Linked DNA regions of Homo sapiens: region 1 is linked to region 2. Evidence: read pairs that join two places in POLR2A ChIA-PET (ENCODE). Cell type or tissue: MCF 10A. All regions are shown on one strand. Links, peaks and the distances in the headings refer to the core of each region. The heading gives the core; the rest is flanking DNA.

Region 1 (8,329 bases), core at 91-8,090, 59 kb after region 2:
GCACTGCACAGAAAATCTGTGTGAAACCTGCGGCTCTGTGAGGAAATCCTCACAGCCACTCCCTGACCCCACACCAGCCAACGACTGCCTGCCTGGAAGACGTGGGCATGTCTCTTTGAGCATTAACCTGGGCAGCAGGTGCAGGCACCAACCTGGCTGTGAAGTGGGTGCTTTTTCTCTTTCCTTTCCAGTTCTTTCTGTCAAGCTGAGGCACAGGGAAACACACTTACCTGGTCCAGCTCACCTGAGGGCCCAGACAGAAGGGAAACTGCAATCCTGGGGTTTTGAGCCCTCGGGCAGGCTGTATCCTGGGGTAGATGCTGGATTGGATTCAGAGAAGAGTGAGTCTAGTGACCAGGACACAGGTAGTCAAGAATCTTCAAAAGCCAGCATCCTACATTCATTCATTCACTGGACAGCACCTTCAAAGAGCTAGTAAGTGCCAGGTGGTTCAGAGGCAGTCAAGGCCACTGCCCTCAAGAAGCTCATTGTTAATGGGGCCAGCAGGAAGGGGACGTGAAGCAGCCCACTCTCAGGCCACTGCTCACGTGGCTGGGCTGGCTTGGGGGAACTGTCATCTTGAGTCTAGAAAAAGTCGGCCCTGCCACCTGACCTCGGGGGAAGTGGAGGATGAGGAGAGGGCTGGAAATAGCAGACAAGCCTTGAGACACCCAGAGATGTCAGACTGAGCCTGACCAGGCCCTCGGGGAAGGAGAGCCCGCAGGCCTCAGACCACCCTTCTTCCTCCGTCATCTTATCTTTTCTCACTGTCGTGCCCCAACACCCAGAAGAGCCTGGAGTCAAGTGGACAGAGTCCAGCTTTGTCCATAGCCAGCTGTGTGATCCAGAGAAAGTCACTTAACATCTCTGAGCCTCTGTGTTCCTGCCCACAAAATGGGGGTGGCAGTACCCAGCTTGCAGGGCAGCTGTGTTGGGATGGTTTCTGTGCTGTCTGTAGGCTGTGATAGACCCTCATTGAGGCTGCTTCCTGCCCGATCTTCTGAACCATCAGCCTGCATCTTCTGTTTCTTTCCTGCTCTCTCTTCCTCTGTTCTCCTCATGCTTTCTCTATGCAGAGTGCAAGCAGCAGGGTTGTCCCCAGCCCAAAGGCCCTCCCATTTCCCTGTTACCCTCAGGCAGGGAGGGGGAGTGGCCAGAGCATGGGCACAGAGCCAAGAAGCAGTACCCTTCACCCAGCTACAATGCCCTATTCTGCTTTTTCACATCAAAAATCCAGACCTCATGGTTCTAACAAGGGGCTTCTGTGCTGCTTCTGGTTGCAGAGGCTGGAGTGCAGTGGTGTGCTCGTGGATGCTTAACTACCAGCTCTCCAGTGGAGAAGCCCTGCTTTGTAGCATTTGCCAATTTCTGTGGTGTAAATACTCCCACCATGGCCAATTTCGAGCTACCAACAAGACACCACCCAACAGAGTGGGGAGAGATGCACAAAGTCAGCTCTGTGCGCTGGCTGTCCCACACTGCTCCACAATTGGGTGGTTTTGGTTTTGTTTGGTTTTTTTGGTTTTTTTGGGCGGGGAGCGGAGGACGGAGTTTTGTTCTGTCACCCAGGCTGGAGTGCAGTGGTGCGATCTCAGGTCACTGCAACCTCTGCCTCCCGGGTTCAAGCGATTCTCATGGCTCAGCCTCCTGAGTAGCTGGGACTACAGGCGCGTGCCAGCATGCCCAGCTCCTTTTTGTATTTTTAGTAGAGACGGGGTTTCGCTATGTTGGCCAGGCTGGTCTTGAACTCCTGACCTCAGGTGATCCACCCTCCTTGGCTTCCCAAAGCGCTGGGATTACAGACATGAGCCACCACGCCTGGCCAATTGGGTGTATTTTGACACAAAAATGTGGGGTTTCCTGGATATTTTAATGATTTATAGGAACAATAGGAAAGACTATTTTGAATCAGGACTTTTAGAATACCAGGGCCCTCCTGTGACCGCAAATGTCTGGCTGCCCTTCCCCCACATTTAGCCTGCTGCTCTAAAAGTCACCCAGCTGCCCGCTTCTCTCTGGGGTCTCTGAACTCAGATGTCCTTGCTATTTAAATCACCTGTATTCTGCATTATCTTTTCATTTATTTGTCAGATATGTCTTAGCGCTTAACCAGGGCCACACGACTCCCAGGAAGCTGTCCACCCTGAATCCCATGGCACAGCCTCCCTGGAGCACCTCTCTACTTCGTTCCCTCCTACTGCCACTGCCCTGGTTCAGGCCACCTTCGCCTCTTCCTTGACATCTTCATGTCTACCAGCTAGTCTCCTGCTTTCTTTCTTGCCAACCTCTGATCCATTCTCCACATGGCAGCCAGAATTATCTTTTTAAAGATGTAACTCTTGTCATTCCTTTCTCAAAGCCCTTAATTGACTTTCTACTTCAAGGTTAAAAGCAACCCAACTTCTTTACTTAGCCCCAAAGGCCCTGCCTGATCTGACCCATGCTTGCCTCGGGGACCTCACTCAGAACCACTCTTTCCATGCACTTCCTCACCTAGCCTCCTTCCAGTCCCGAAGACCCCAAGTCCTTTCCCATCTCAGAGTGTGCCTACGCTGCTCTTCCCCCATTCTCTTCATGACCCCTCCTCCTCTCTCGGGTCCCTGCGTTATGTCACCTCCTTAGGGAGGTCTTGCCAGCCACCCCGTTAAATGTAGCATTGTCTTTCCCCTTCATTCTCTGTCCCAGCATCCTGGTTGTTTCCATCAATTTTTCATAAACTAACGCTTACATAATTCTATATCTTATTAATTATATATACTTATGTACATGTCTCTCTCTGTGACTAGATTGAGTTACTTGAGGCTGGGAGTCACAGCTGTTTTATTCACCGTTGTACTCTTTAGAGTATCTGGAACATCACTGGTGATTTCATAGATTAATAGGCGAGTGATTTTGGATGGGTGATGAGATGGTTGATGGATGATGGTGTTTAATTTGATATATCATGAGTGGATAGATGGTTGAATGGACGGCAGATAGATGAATGTTTGGATGGATGGATAATGGAGGATGGATGGATGGATGGATGGACAGATGGATGGAGGGATGGCTAAGTATGAATGAATGAGCTTTCCCTCTAGGCTGTCAACATCTTCAGAGCAGGTACCATATCTTAATCAACTCTGAACCCCCAGTGCCTGCAAATAGCACTTGGTCAATTTTGGTGGTTGAGTAAGCACATGAATAGAACAATGAATGGATGAAGTCACCCTTGAGATGAGTCCTGTAACTGCTGCTTTTTTATTTGGAACGTCCTCTTGACCCGCCCTACTGCTCTGACTCCTGCTCTTTCATGCATGAGTGGTGGCCAGATGTCATGTCTGTTTCCTATCCACAGGGGGTGACCAAACCTCAGTGGACCCCATGGTCCTGGAGCAGTATGTGGTGGTAGCCAACTACCAGAAGCAGGAGAGTTCGGAGATCAGCCTCAGCGTGGGGCAGGTGGTGGACATCATCGAGAAGAATGAGTCAGGTGGGGACCTAGACCATCTCCCTCTCCCACTACCCTGCCACCAAGCCCCTGGGACATGAAACATTTGGAAACTCAGAAACTGAAATGGCCAGTCCAGACTGGCCAGTTCCCATAGATCCTGCTGAGGGTCTCCTAGAAAGAGGCCCCTGTTTGATCACTGTGCTTGAATATCCCACCTGGCCACCACTCACCATTATCCTTTTGGCTCAGATGGTACCGATTTGTTCTGACGTTGACATTTTATAAACATTCCTTCTGGTTCTAAAGCACTGGCAGACAAAGTCCAGCATTCACTGGAAATGTGCTCTGTTGATTTGCCTTTGCTTACCCATGGGAGTCTCCGAGAAGGCTCCATTGCTCTGGGCTCTAATGGGACAGGCGCATTCCCTGTCTCCTTAGCCTACCTGCCCATCACAGGGACCACTGGTCATGAACACTGGCTGGGTCTGGGACAGAATGTGGTATGACTGAGACACTTAACCTGGATTTCCATCAGAATTCCACATTTCACAGTGGTTCAGTGCCTTCATTCTCTGACTGTTCGTTTTCTTATCTACAAAATAAAAACTTCTGCTCTTAAGAGTGATTGTAAAGATTAAGTGAGATAAGATACAAAGAGTGCTTAAACTTGTGCTTAGCACACAGTAGATGCTCAAAAAAATGTGGGTTTCCTTCCCGTTTGCCTTCCTTAGCTACAAAGCAGCCATTGCACCCCATTGAAGGCAAAGAGCAGGAAATAAGCAGATCCTCCCTGGGAAAATGCAGTGGAAACGACTGGGTTTGTTGTGGCTAACATGTGACGTTAGCTAATCCTATCATTAGTGGGTCAGTCTCTGTGACAGCCCAATGGCGAGTTGAGGTCCAAAGAAGAGGAGAAAGATGATGTTTCTAACATCATCTGGATGGTGGTGGCATTAGTCACGAGACCAGCGCCAGCCAGCCAAACTTCCTTGGTTACTCAACATAGGAGTTGCCATCCCTGCTTCACAGCTGATGCAACCATGACTCCAAATAACTCAGTCACTCACCCCACATCTCACAACAGCCTGCAGAGCCAGAATTCGAAACCAACTCCAGCAGCCCCTAAGGCCATGTGACTTTCCAGTTCCTGAGAATGAGTGTGTGCAGATTGTATGATGTGGCTAGGACACAACCATGGGGACGTAAAGACAGGAGCACCCACTGCCCTGGGCCCCCAGCTTGCAGGAAGTCAGGAAGCTTGGGTGACTGGGAAGAAGTGTGGGGGCCAGGAAGAGTGTTGGTATGTCCAGAGGGCAGCAAGAAGAAGGGAGAGGGTGAGTGGGTACATCTTCAAGTAGCCAACACACTGATGACATTTATTTTTAATTATATTGTACTTATCCAAGTAATACGTGGATACATTATTCTTAGAAGATTAATGATGAAACTAAAATCTATTTTTTCTACCAGCTTCAACCCTAACCCCCTTTCTGAACCCTAGATAGCCCTTCTATCCATTAGGTATGAATCTTTCTTGAAAATGTTATATACACATGTGTGTATGTGTGCGTGTGTGTACGTGTGAACATATACACTCACACATACACAGGTACTCATTCATACATATATACTTGTACATATACAAACACATCATATTTTGTATGTATATATATGTATTTTTGTGGGTTTTTTAAAAACCCAATGGTGTCATTGTATACATTTTGATCTGCAACTTTTTTTAGTTACTATCTAGCTCCTCTGATACTTTTTCACATCTGCGTAGTATTCAGTGCCCGAGTGAGCCATGTTCATATATTCATATTCGTACTCCAGTGTGAACATGTCTGTGTGCACGTCAGTGTTTCTTTAGGTTAGATTCCAACAAGTGAAACAGCTGGACCCTAAGATACACATATCTTTTTTTACTTATTTAGTTTTTTTGGAGACGGAGACTCACTCTGTTGCCCCGGCTGGCATGCAGTGGCACGATCTTGGCTCACTGCAGCCTCCACCTCCCGGGTTCAAGTGATTCTCCTGTCTCAGCCTCCCAAGCAGCTGGGACTACAGGCACATGCCACCATGCCTGGTCAAGTTTTGTATTTTTAGTAGAGACAGGGTTTCACCATATTGGTCAGGCTGGTCTCGAACTACTGACCTCAGGTGATCCACTCGCCTCAGCCTCCCAAACTGCTGGGATTGCAGGCGTGAGCCACTGTACCTAGCCAGGACACACATATTTTAAATTTTAAGATACCACCAACTTGTCTGCTTCCAAAACAGTGGCTGTTTTGATTTATCCTCCCTCCAGCAGTGTGTGAGGCATTAGTGAAAATGGTTAAGAGCTCAGAGACCGCCTTGGTTTGAATCCTGGCACTGCTGCTTTCTATCTTTGTGACTTTGAGAGAGTTGCTGAGCCTCGGCTTCCCCATCTGTAAAATGGCAGCAATAATAATACACACCTCATAAGGCTGTGGTGAGGATCTAGCAAGCTAGGAGTGGACGTGCAGCACTTGGGACAGTATCTGACACATCACTGTTGCCATTGCTATCATTGTGTTATGACAGTTTCCTTATCTTCATACAAATATTTACAAATACAAATATTTAGAAAATCGTAGACCCACCATGCATGAGCCACCACGCCCGGCCGACAGCACATATTTATTATCTAATAGTCTGTGGGTCAGAAGTTCAGCATGGTCTCACTGGCCTAAAATCAAGGGATCGACAGGGCCCCATTGCTTTCTTTAGGTTCCGAATAGGATCTGTTTCCTTGCCTTTTCCAGATCCTGGAAGCCGCCTTGGCTCATGGCCCTTTCTTCCTTCTTCAGCGCCAGCAATGTTGCACCTCTCTGTGTCTTTCCTCAACAGCCACATCTCCCCATGACTTCTGCCTCCTTCTTGCATATTAAGGACCCCTGGGATTACATTAGGCCCACCCAGAGAATCTGGGATAAACTCCCTATTTTAAGGTCAGCAGATTAGCAACCTTAATTCCCTAGTGCCACGTAACTTCATATATTTACAGGTTTGAGGGATTCGAACACAGACATCTTTGTGGGGAGGGGGTCATTATTCTCCCTCCCACAGGCCCCATGCAGGCCTTTCTCATTGGGGAATGTCTGAGCCGGGGTGAGAGGCCTCTGAAGCAGATGCTAAATCTGCATCTAGGCCTTTACAGTCAAACAGCCCCGTGCACACGTCACAGCTCTACCGCAGCCACGTGAACTTGGACAAGTCGGTTTGCCTCTTTGAGCCTCAGTTTCCTCATGTGTGCAGTTGGGATGATAATGTGAAGATTGTATTTAATGCAAGTGAAATGATGGGTGCATCACACATCTTAGTGAAGGTGAACGTTCTTTATACTTTTTTTTTTTTTTTTTTTTGAGATGGGGGTCTCACTCTGTCGCCCGGGCTGGAGTGCAGTGGCACAATCATAGCTCACTGCAGCCTTGACCTCCTGGGCTCAGGTGATCCTCCCAACTCAGCCTCCCGAGTAGCTGGGACTACAAGCATGCACCACCATGCCTGGCTAATTTTTAAATTTTTCGTACAGACAGGGTTTTGTCATGTTGTCCAAGCTGGTCTTGAACTCCTGAACTCAAGCAATCCATCCAAAGTGCTGGGATTACAGGCATGAGCCACCGTGCCCTGCCTCTTTATTGTTGTCATTTAGGATGACTTTACTCTTCCCTGTCCCAGGCTCAGGAGCAAGTTTCTGGACCTGCTTTTAGCAGTTAGCAGGTAACATTGGTAGTTGTGTTCTACCAATAAAATGGTAACTTTAGCCTTACCCTGTGCATTCACTGGTACAGTGGCTGAATAGATTATTATGTTCTGACCCCCGGCCTCATGCTTGATGCAACTAACATCATTCTGCACTCTTGCTTCCCCAGGTTGGTGGTTCGTCAGCACTGCCGAGGAGCAAGGCTGGGTCCCTGCAACGTGCCTCGAAGGCCAGGATGGGGTGCAGGATGAGTTTTCTCTGCAGCCTGAAGAAGGTAGGGAGGAGCTCGAGCCTCTGCTCACTGGGGAGGACCTGTGCAGTCATCGCCTATACTGGGTTGCCTTTTCATCCAATCTCTTCTTTTGGCCTCTGCCTCTGCGTCTCAGCAGCTCACTGGCTGAGGCTCCATGGCCTGTGAACCAGAAACCAGGCCATGGTATTAGAGCTGAGGGGCAAGCCCGCCCTCTCTTAGGGGCCTTTGGTAGCAACCTATGTGAGCCTGGCCAGAGCTCGAGCCCTAACCCTTTCATGGGACCCCAGGAGGGCCCCAGCCTGATCGCCAAAAACAGTTCACTATTCCTCCCTCGAATTATTCTGGCGGCCAAGGTGCTGGAACTGCTTCAGCTCATTTGCAAGACATTTGACCCCATCTGTTTAAAAACCTCTGCCTTCTCTGTGGGTTTAAGTGGTCCTGACCAGGGGTCCCCCTCCACTCACCCACAGACACACTTCCGTTGTTTCCCAGAGAACCTTCCCTATGCATGTCCTGAATGGTGACTCCTGCCATGCCAGAAATGCTAAGTCCCAGCCAACTCCCTTTCCCCGCTAGAAACATTCCTAAAACTAGGGCAGTTAGTGAGTTCACTTCACTCATCAGCAGGGGCTTAGGAATCAGACACACCTGAATTTTAATCTCAGCTGTACCACTTCCTGGTTGAGTGGCCTTGGGCCAGTAATTTAACCTCTCTAAGCCTCAGCCTCTCATCTAAAAATGGAAACAATGATATCTATATCATAGGACTTTTGAAAAAATTAAATGAGATCCACATGCAAAGAACCTAGAACAATAAATGACCAGTAACAGTTATTATTGTATCAGCAATACCTGACCTAGAGTTGAGTTTGTTTGGCTTTTAGTTGACTGTTAAGAGAAAGCATGGAGCCACATA
Region 2 (8,329 bases), core at 292-8,291:
GCACTGTCAGCTGTCATACTCTCCTGTTCCTCACACAGGCGAGCATTTTCCTGCTGCCACATCTTCGTTCCCACTTTTCTTTTTCCCTGTACGCCCTTTCCTCAGCTCTCGACCAGCTCCTCACCCTTCAGATCTCAGTTCAAAGGTTGCCTCCTCAGATAGGCTTCCCTTCCAAGGCCCCCTTATCCAAGTAGCCAGCCCCTCCACCTACCACCCTCATGCAGACTTCGGGGTCCTGCCCAGCATGTCGGCAGGTTTGCTGGTTTATTGCCCATCTCCACTTAACAAGGGCAGGGTCTGGGTCTGCCTTGCTCCCCATAGTATCTCAACCCCTAGCAGAGGGCCTGGCATGCAGTCGGTGCTTAATAGATGTTGAAGACTGAATGAGTGAATGAATGGAAACCATTCAAAATCTCCATGCTGGAGTCTCGGTGAAGCAGGGTGGAAAGCTAAGAAACAGATTTGAAGTCTTCTTGTTAAGTAAAACATCAGGACTGTTGAGCGTTTTTTCACATCACAAAGTCGCCTTTCTGAGATGATGACTGACTCTTACCTCCTAAAGGATGCCGTGGCCCCTTCCCTGGCTCCATGAGTTACCTAGGAACGGGGAGCGCAAACAAGGAAGAAGGGTGGGCTGGATGCCCAAATCCTTGGTGTCAAAGGAGCCTGTTTTTGTGAGCAGGGATGGGGTAGGCATTGGGTGGTCTGAGAGCAAGGTGCTGAGGTTTCATGAACTTTTTCTGTCTTCCTGGCAAGGTGCTCAGAGCTTTTCCTCTTGTGCTAATCACAACTCTGTATGCTTGATGACCCCATTTTACCAGATAAGAAAGCTGAGGCTCCAGGAGTTAGGAAATTGTGTGAGTCCAGAGCTTCTTGACTCTAGAGCCCAAGCTCCCCCATTTCTGCCATGTTTTGAAATATAATCTGTGTTGGGTTTGATGAGGCCATGCCAGGTGAACTCCTTAGCGTGGCATTCAAGGTCACCTCCAACCTTGTCCTGATTTATCCTAACATTTTTCGTCTCTTCTCACCTGAAGAACCTTCTCCTATAAGTCCATGATATTCACACTGGTGTCTGGCCCCAGCCCCTGAAGTTGTTCTATCTTTTTCTGTTTGGAATGTGAATGTTCTCCTAAGAACTCATTTGAAAAGAGACTCTGGCTAAAACCACTGTGGAAACCGCTGCCAGGCACAGTGTGGCTTCACCCTGAGCTGGTCTTTGTTCTACCCTCATTCCCCTCTACCCACAGCCACTGCCTTCCTCTCCTGCTGTCTAAATCCTACATGACCATCAGTTACACTGTGGTGGCTCCAGGCTTCAGAGATCTCTCTCCTGCCCACTTCCGGTATCAACCTGGACTGGATTACGTGGGTCAGAAACCCAACTTGAACTGGCCACAAAAGTTATTCAAGACAGTGGATGTGGCCCAAGACATAATTATTGGCCCAGGAAACTGGACAGTCCAGGAATAAATTTAGCTTCAGGCAGAGCTGGATGTAAGCTTAGACTGTGTCATCGGGATGGTGGCTCCTTTCTCAGGCAGGCTCCCCCCCACCCCCAGTGAGGATGGGTAGCCCCCAGCAGCTCCACATCTTGACAGCCTGTCAACCTCAGGAGAAGAGCTTGGCTTTCTCCAGAGTTGGAGCAAAAGTCCCAGGGCGGGCCGGGCGCGGTGGCTCAAGCATGTAATCCCAACACTTTGGGAGGCCGACATAGGTGGATCACTTGAGGTCAAGAGTTCGAGACCAGCCTGAGCAACATGACAAAACCCCGTCTCTACTAAAAATACAAAAATTAGCCGGGCACGGTAGCGCTCGCCTGTAATCCTAGCTACTCGGGAGGCTAAAGCACGAGAATCTCTTGAACCCGGGAGGCAGTGAGCCGAGATTGTGTCACTGCACTCCAGCCTGGGTGACAGAGCTAGACTCCCTCTCCAAAAAGAAACCAAACCAAAAAAGTCCCAGGACAGACTCCTACTGGCTGTGATTGGCCCAGCTCAAGTCACATGTTCTCCCTTCAACCAATCACCATGAACAGAGAATGTGCGCCCCCCCCCCCAACCCCGTATCCAAGTGGGTGAGCTGAAGGTAGGGAAGGAGGATTCCAGGAGTCAGTCATCTTCACTTATGTATGCATTGTCTCTCCTTCTAACCGTCACCTCATGGAGGACAGGGACACTGCCTGTGAAACCCCAGGGCTTCTAACAGCACTGAGCGCCTTGTGTTTCTATGACATTTCTTTGTTTCCAAACAGCTTTCACTTGTGCATATATTTTAATTGTCACAACTACCCTATAGCAACAGATAGTTTATGCAGTCCAGGAATGGGTCACAGGTATGCTGATCCCTTAGCCCTTAGGTGTCTACCTGGTGTGTCCGGGGCCACCAAAGGCCCCAGCCAGGCACCTCTGACCTCTAATAGTCACCTCAGTTTGCCCGGGCTTGTTATCAATGTATTGTTTTCTGTGCGTGCCGTGACGTGTGACACAGGTTGGAAGCACAGCCCACTGGTTTATAAAATGGTCCTTCATCCTTAATTTCATCAGCACCTCACATCTATCCTGGGAGGCAGAGGAGGCAGAGGAGGCAGAGGAAGCAGGTGCTGTTAGCCCCATTCACAGGAGAAACTGGGACTCGGGGAAAAAATAACTTGGCCTAGGTCCTCGTCGGTGGAGACAGCATGATGGGCTGGCCTGTGGAAGATATAAGATGGCCAAGAGCTGCACGTCTCCGTGACTTCTCCTGATGAAAGTCAAGGTTTTAGGAATGACTGGCAAGATAGCCAGCCTGTCTCTCACTGAACTGAGCGGGTAGTGAGGAATCCTGGCAATGCCGAAAACAGCAGCTTCTCCTGAGCTGATGTGGTGCCACTGCATCCCCATACTTGATGTCATTCATCCTTTGCACAACTCTGTTGGGGGTTATTACACTCATTTTATTGAGGAGGGAGATGAGTCTTACAGCAAGCAACTTGTCCAGCCAGTCATTGGCAGAGCTAAGGCTGAAACCCACGTCTTTCTGACTCTGAGTCTTGTGCTCCCCCTGGGTCCCAGAGATTGGGAGACCACCTTCTGGTGTTAACACCCATCTCCTCTGTTGCTCCCGCAGGTCTACATCATCCGGGTCACGTGGTCCAGCGGCTCCACCGAGGCCATTTACCGGCGCTACAGCAAGTTTTTTGACCTCCAGGTAAGGATTTGAGGTCTCTGGTGAGCTGCAGGATCGGAAAGAGTTTAATTGGACTTACATTCCACTACAGCTTTAGAGTCCAGAATTTTTTTAATTTCCCAGACTTAAAAATGACATCCATGGCTGGGCGTGGTGGCTCACACCTGTAATCCCAGCACTTTGGGAGGCGGAGGTGGGTGGATCACTCGAGGTTAGAAGTTTGAGACCAGCCCGGCCAACATGGTGAAACCCCGTCTCTACGAAAAATACAAACATTAGCCAGGTGCGGTGACGGGTGCCTGTAATCCCAGCTACTCGGAAGGCTGAGGCAGGAGAATTGCTTGAACCCGGGAGGCAGAGGTTGCAGTGAGCCGAGATCGTGCCATTGCACTCCAGCCTGGGCAACAAGAGCAAAACTCCATCTCAAAAAAAAAAAATGACATCCATTACTTTTGAGACACAAATAATGTGCTTTGTTGCTTTATGCTTTGATATTTCATATTTCCTCCATAAGAGAAAGGGTGCCTGTTAACTGCTCCAGAATGGAGGGTAATCTGGAAATCATTTCCAAATGGCTTTGGCATGCAGTGTTTGAACTTAAGTTTTAAACAATAATCGTGTTTGCTGGTGAGCTGGGTTTGTTGAGTGTGTCTAGACTTTTGGGGCCATTCAGCTCTGAAGACAGACCTGCATCTCCTGCCTCACCTTGGCCTCTCTCCACAGGCCTTTGCCCTCCCCACACACTCCTGTGCCTTCCCGGCTCACTCATGGCTCCAGTAACCCCTTCTGCCCTTCAGGACTCTCATCCCCTAGGAAACCTTGCCTTTGTTCCCTGGCCAGCGAGGGCCACCCATTCTGTGCCCCTACAGCTCTGTGTGTCTCTCTGTATTGAAGCTGTCTGCTTGTCTGTCTCCCTGCCTAGACTGTGACTATTGTGGGCCAGAACCACATCTTTCTCTTCCTGTCTGTCCTTAATAGTTTATTCAAGGCCTAACACACAGTATATGTCCAGTCAGTGTTTGGTGAATGAATGAATGAATGAACGAACACCATGTATACTACCAGTCTTATAGGGAGCCAGGCAGAATGTGAACAGCTCGGTATAAGCACATCCCCATTAGGGTAAAACAAGTCTAACCAGTGGGTTAGTAGTTTCTTCTTGATGTCACTAATGGCGTGTAACAGCAAGTGTGGGAGGTAGTCATGGTTCCTCCTCATAGGATGTAACAGAGTTATTTGGAAAACCCTCGGGAGACATTGGGAACTTGCCCGGCTTTCTGAACATGTGTCTTCTCCCAGCCTCCTGGTAAGGGGCTATGTCACCTCTCAGGCCAACACAAGTCTCCATCCTGACGTGACAGTCTTCTTTTCAGTCAGAATGCTTCTGTTGCGAGTGACAGAAACCCAACTGAAGCTGGCTGAAGTAAACAGGAGGTTTTTTCGCGGATGTAACTGAACGTCCTAGGAGAATATATCTCCCAGGCTTCAGGCACATCTTAATCCAGGGTTTTTTTGGTGTCACCTGATCTGGCTTCTTCCTCTCATTCCAATCCCTCCTTCCATGGTGCTGGCTTTATCCTCGGATCCCACATGATTGCACAATGATACAACAGCTCTGGGCTCACACCCAGCAGGAAAGGGTAAAAGTCACTTGTCAGAAATCCCAGCAAACACATTATTGTGTGTCATAGGCTCAACTCGACGCCAATCAATATGAGTGAGAAATGTCGCAGCCAATGGGCTTGCCGGGGTCCCTGCTCCACCCAAGAAGTCAATAAGGGTGGAGACTGACACCTGAAGGAGGTAGTTTCACAAACTGCCGCGAACAGAGGTGAAGTCAACATTTCCTGGCCGTCAGAAGACTGCCTCTGTCCTTTGTACATCATCCTGTCTTTTTGCCACACAGTTTCTCTCAGAAGGTTGGCATCCTTCATTATTCTGACCTAATCTGCTCCTGACAGTGCTGAATAGAGAATTTTCAGAGCTTGTGTTTCATTATTTTGTAGGGGGAGGGGAAATAATGTGTTCCTAACTGGTTTCCCGAAACGCCTACATAACAAACTGCCAAGAGTCATTGCATAATATAAAGCAAGTGAGACACCAGTTACCTAATTATTTAAAATGTAATGAATTCATTAGTGATGTTTTGTGTTCAGTATGCAATAATATCAAACAGTATCATAAACAAATTATATTTTTGCTTCTGCTCTGCAGCAAACAGAATGTAAATAAACAAAGCAGCTATAAGTTAAAGATGCTAAGATACCATCTAAAGTGAACTTGACAGGAGCGAACACTGGGGCAGGGGAAGAAAGATCTAAACCCTGGGGAAGAGGAAGGGAGGATCACAGTGGGGATGCCCAGCATCTTTCGATGCCATGGGCAGGAGGCACAGTCCTGGCTGAGAATGAATGAGATACAAATGGAGGACCCTCCACATTCTTTACCCAGATCTGTGGTGATTTATGCTGATTCACTATAGCAGGTCTTCAAAGAGTGAGTGTTAGGTAAACATGTTTGCAAGTTGCTAGACTGACTTTTTGTGCAGTGAGGGTCTAGATAGGGAGGGCTACCTGTATTTTGCTTTCAGAGGCCTCTTGCCTGCCTGACACCTCCAAGGAGCAGAAGAGGAGGTACAGAACAATAACACCTGATTGTTATCCCAGGAATTATTTACATCCACCGAGCAAAGCCCACTCAGCTAGCTTGGGCACGAAGAGAGGGGTGGGGTTGGATATATTGTTCCCTGAAACCCAGAGCAGAAAATGCAGCCAGCCTCGCAGGGGCCAGGAACCAGCTGGCAGCTCCCGGGCCATCTGTCCTTGTAGCCTCAGGATCTCCCATGGAGCCTGTTCTGGACCACTTCCTGCAGTTGCCCACTGGCCCACATCCCCCAAGAGCAACCCCCAGTGAGCACCTTCCACCTGGAGCTGCAGTGTCCTTCCCTGTTGTCAAAGCACTAGAGTTTCTGGATGCTGATTCCAGTCTCCAGAAGGGAGAATCTGATTGTCCTAAGGGCCCTGGATCATAGTTCACTGCTGAGCCTGTCAGCTGTTGCCGAGGAGGTGGGGACGTAGAGTCATCTGGAAGAGATTTAATGAGAAGCGGAGTGGGAAGGGGGCCCTGGAAGTGCTTATGCAAATGTTGTTCATTGCTGACATGTCGAGGCACGCGTCCAGGCCCTGTGCAAGGTGGACTGGGTTCTCTGAGTTCCCTGTTCCAGCGCAGCCTAAGGCTTAAGACCTTGGCTTTCAGTCAGACAGACCTGGGTGCAAATCTCAGCTTTGCCTGTTCAGGGCTCAGCTTGGGGTCACCGCTGTATGTTTCTGAGCCTCAGCCTCCTCATCTGCATAGTAGGAATGAAAGTGCCTTCCTCGTGCATTTATTGTGCTGGTTAAGCGGACGCACCTGGCTCAGTAAGCGCGTTAGCTGTCAGCCGTCCCTCTGCACAGGTGTGACTTGCCCAAGCTGATACCCTTTGGGAATGCTTGAGCCAGGGTTTGATCACGGGTCTTCCTGTCCCAAGGCCAGTGTTCCTTCCACTCTCCTGTTCCGACTCAACTTTCTTATTTCTACCAGAACTTAAGGTTTTCCTCCATGCTCAGCATAATCGGTAATAACTGGGGGGTTGCCGTGACAGGCTTCCCTCCTGTAACAAAGTTGTCTAAGGCAGGACTTCATCCAGGCTCAGAGTCCCAGATGGACGGCTGGAGTGGGAAAGTCATGGAATTCCAGAGGGTCCTGCTTATCCTGGAAGCATCGTGGAACCGGCCGCCTCCTCCCCCACACACACCCCAGCAGGGAAAGCTGGAAGAGGTTAGGGCAGGATCGCACCAGCCCTTGCGGGCCTGCAACACCCTGGAGTTAGATGATTTCATGATTCCACCCTCCCCTCCCTCTTGTCTGGCAAGCAGCCCTGGTATTTTCAGAAGTAACTTGGCCCAAACAGCGTGGGGAGAGCCGAGCCTTGGTGGAGGAGCAGCAAGGCCAGTGTGGCGTAATGGAAAAAGCAGAGGACTCAGTCAGGAGACCTGGGGCCCAGCCACCCTCCAGCTGTGTGGCCTTGGGCACACCCCTTAACCCCTCTGTGCCTGAGAGCCCTCATTGGTGACATGGGGTGAAAACAATAGAAACAGCTGGCATTTCTGGAACACTGAATGTGGGCCCCCATCCTGCTAAACATCTAGATGTAGTGACTCATTCAGTCCTTCAGACAAGCTTATCCAATTACGCAAATGAAGAAACCCAGGCTCAGAGAGGTTAAGTGGTTCGCCCGAAGTCACACAGCTAGTGAGCCTCAGAGCTCAGATTGGAAGCTGGCAGGCGACCCCAGTATCCACACTTTTAGCTGCTCTGCTTTTCTGGGGCTCCTCTCTCTAGTGGCTGCTTCACAAGGTTCTCGTGAGTTAAAACTTATCTGTGTCCAAAAGAGGCAGATTCATAGACAGAAAGCAGGTTCGTGGCTGCCAGAGGCTAGGGGAAAACGGGAAGATACTGCTAATGGGTACTGGGTACCTTTTCGGGGTGATGAAGATGTTCTAGAATGATTTAGTGGTCATGGAGGCATAACCTTATGGATATACTGGAAGCCACTACATTGAACACTCTAAAAGGGTGACTTTTATGGTATGTGAAGTATATCTCAGTGTAAAAGGGATGGTGAGTGCCAGAGCAGTTTCTAGGCTGTCGAGCACCAAGCAAATGTCAGCTATTAGGATTATTGATGGGCATGGGTGCTGCTAGGAATTGGCGTAAAGATTAGAGGAGATGATGCCAGTTAATAGAGTGGTGAAGATCCTGGGCTTTGGGATTAGACAGGGCTGGGCTTTGATCCAAATTCTGCCACTTGCTGGCCATGAGATCTTGTTTTCATCAGAACTCTTTTAGGTACAAATGACAGAAGCCCAGTCAAGATGGATTATTCAAACAGAGCATTGATTAGCTGAGTGTAACTGAGAAGTCTAAGGAAATTGGCTTCAGGTGTGGCTGGATCTAGGCACCACACATCAATGAGGACTTGGCTTTCTTCACTTCTTAGCTTTCTTTGTGTCCAGGCCAGTTGATGTCCAGCTGGTGGCAGCCACAGCCCCAGGCTGCATCCCACAGATAGCCCAGCGACTTCAGGGAAAGAGAACACCCCAACAGTTAAAGCAAAAGTCTC

Evidence for each region. Peaks named below come from ENCODE experiments on the same cell type or tissue, not always from the same donor. Only the 100,000 strongest peaks of a DNase experiment are listed, where the experiment ranks them.
Region 1: POLR2A ChIA-PET joins it to region 2 with 29 read pairs; 5 of 35 experiments call an interaction of 5 or more read pairs at or near these places.

Annotation. Positions count from the first base shown.
Region 1 is chr5:172,357,878-172,366,206 of GRCh38, reverse strand. It overlaps SH3PXD2B (SH3 and PX domains 2B), which reads left to right. Exons shown (of 13, transcript NM_001017995.3): 7 at 3,338-3,472; 8 at 7,330-7,434. Among named protein-coding and RNA genes, the nearest start is that of UBTD2, 78 kb to the right of the region's middle. RefSeq lists enhancers at 4,378-4,607, 3,594-4,793. In MCF 10A, for the core only: no CTCF peak of the experiment used is centred there; a DNase peak (open chromatin) is centred at 4,466.
Region 2 is chr5:172,417,276-172,425,604 of GRCh38, reverse strand. It overlaps SH3PXD2B (SH3 and PX domains 2B), which reads left to right. Exons shown (of 13, transcript NM_001017995.3): 2 at 3,109-3,189. Among named protein-coding and RNA genes, the nearest start is that of SH3PXD2B, 33 kb to the left of the region's middle. RefSeq lists a silencer at 4,816-4,865 and enhancers at 4,686-4,980, 6,627-7,603. In MCF 10A, for the core only: no CTCF peak of the experiment used is centred there; DNase peaks (open chromatin) are centred at 4,854, 6,324 and 7,174.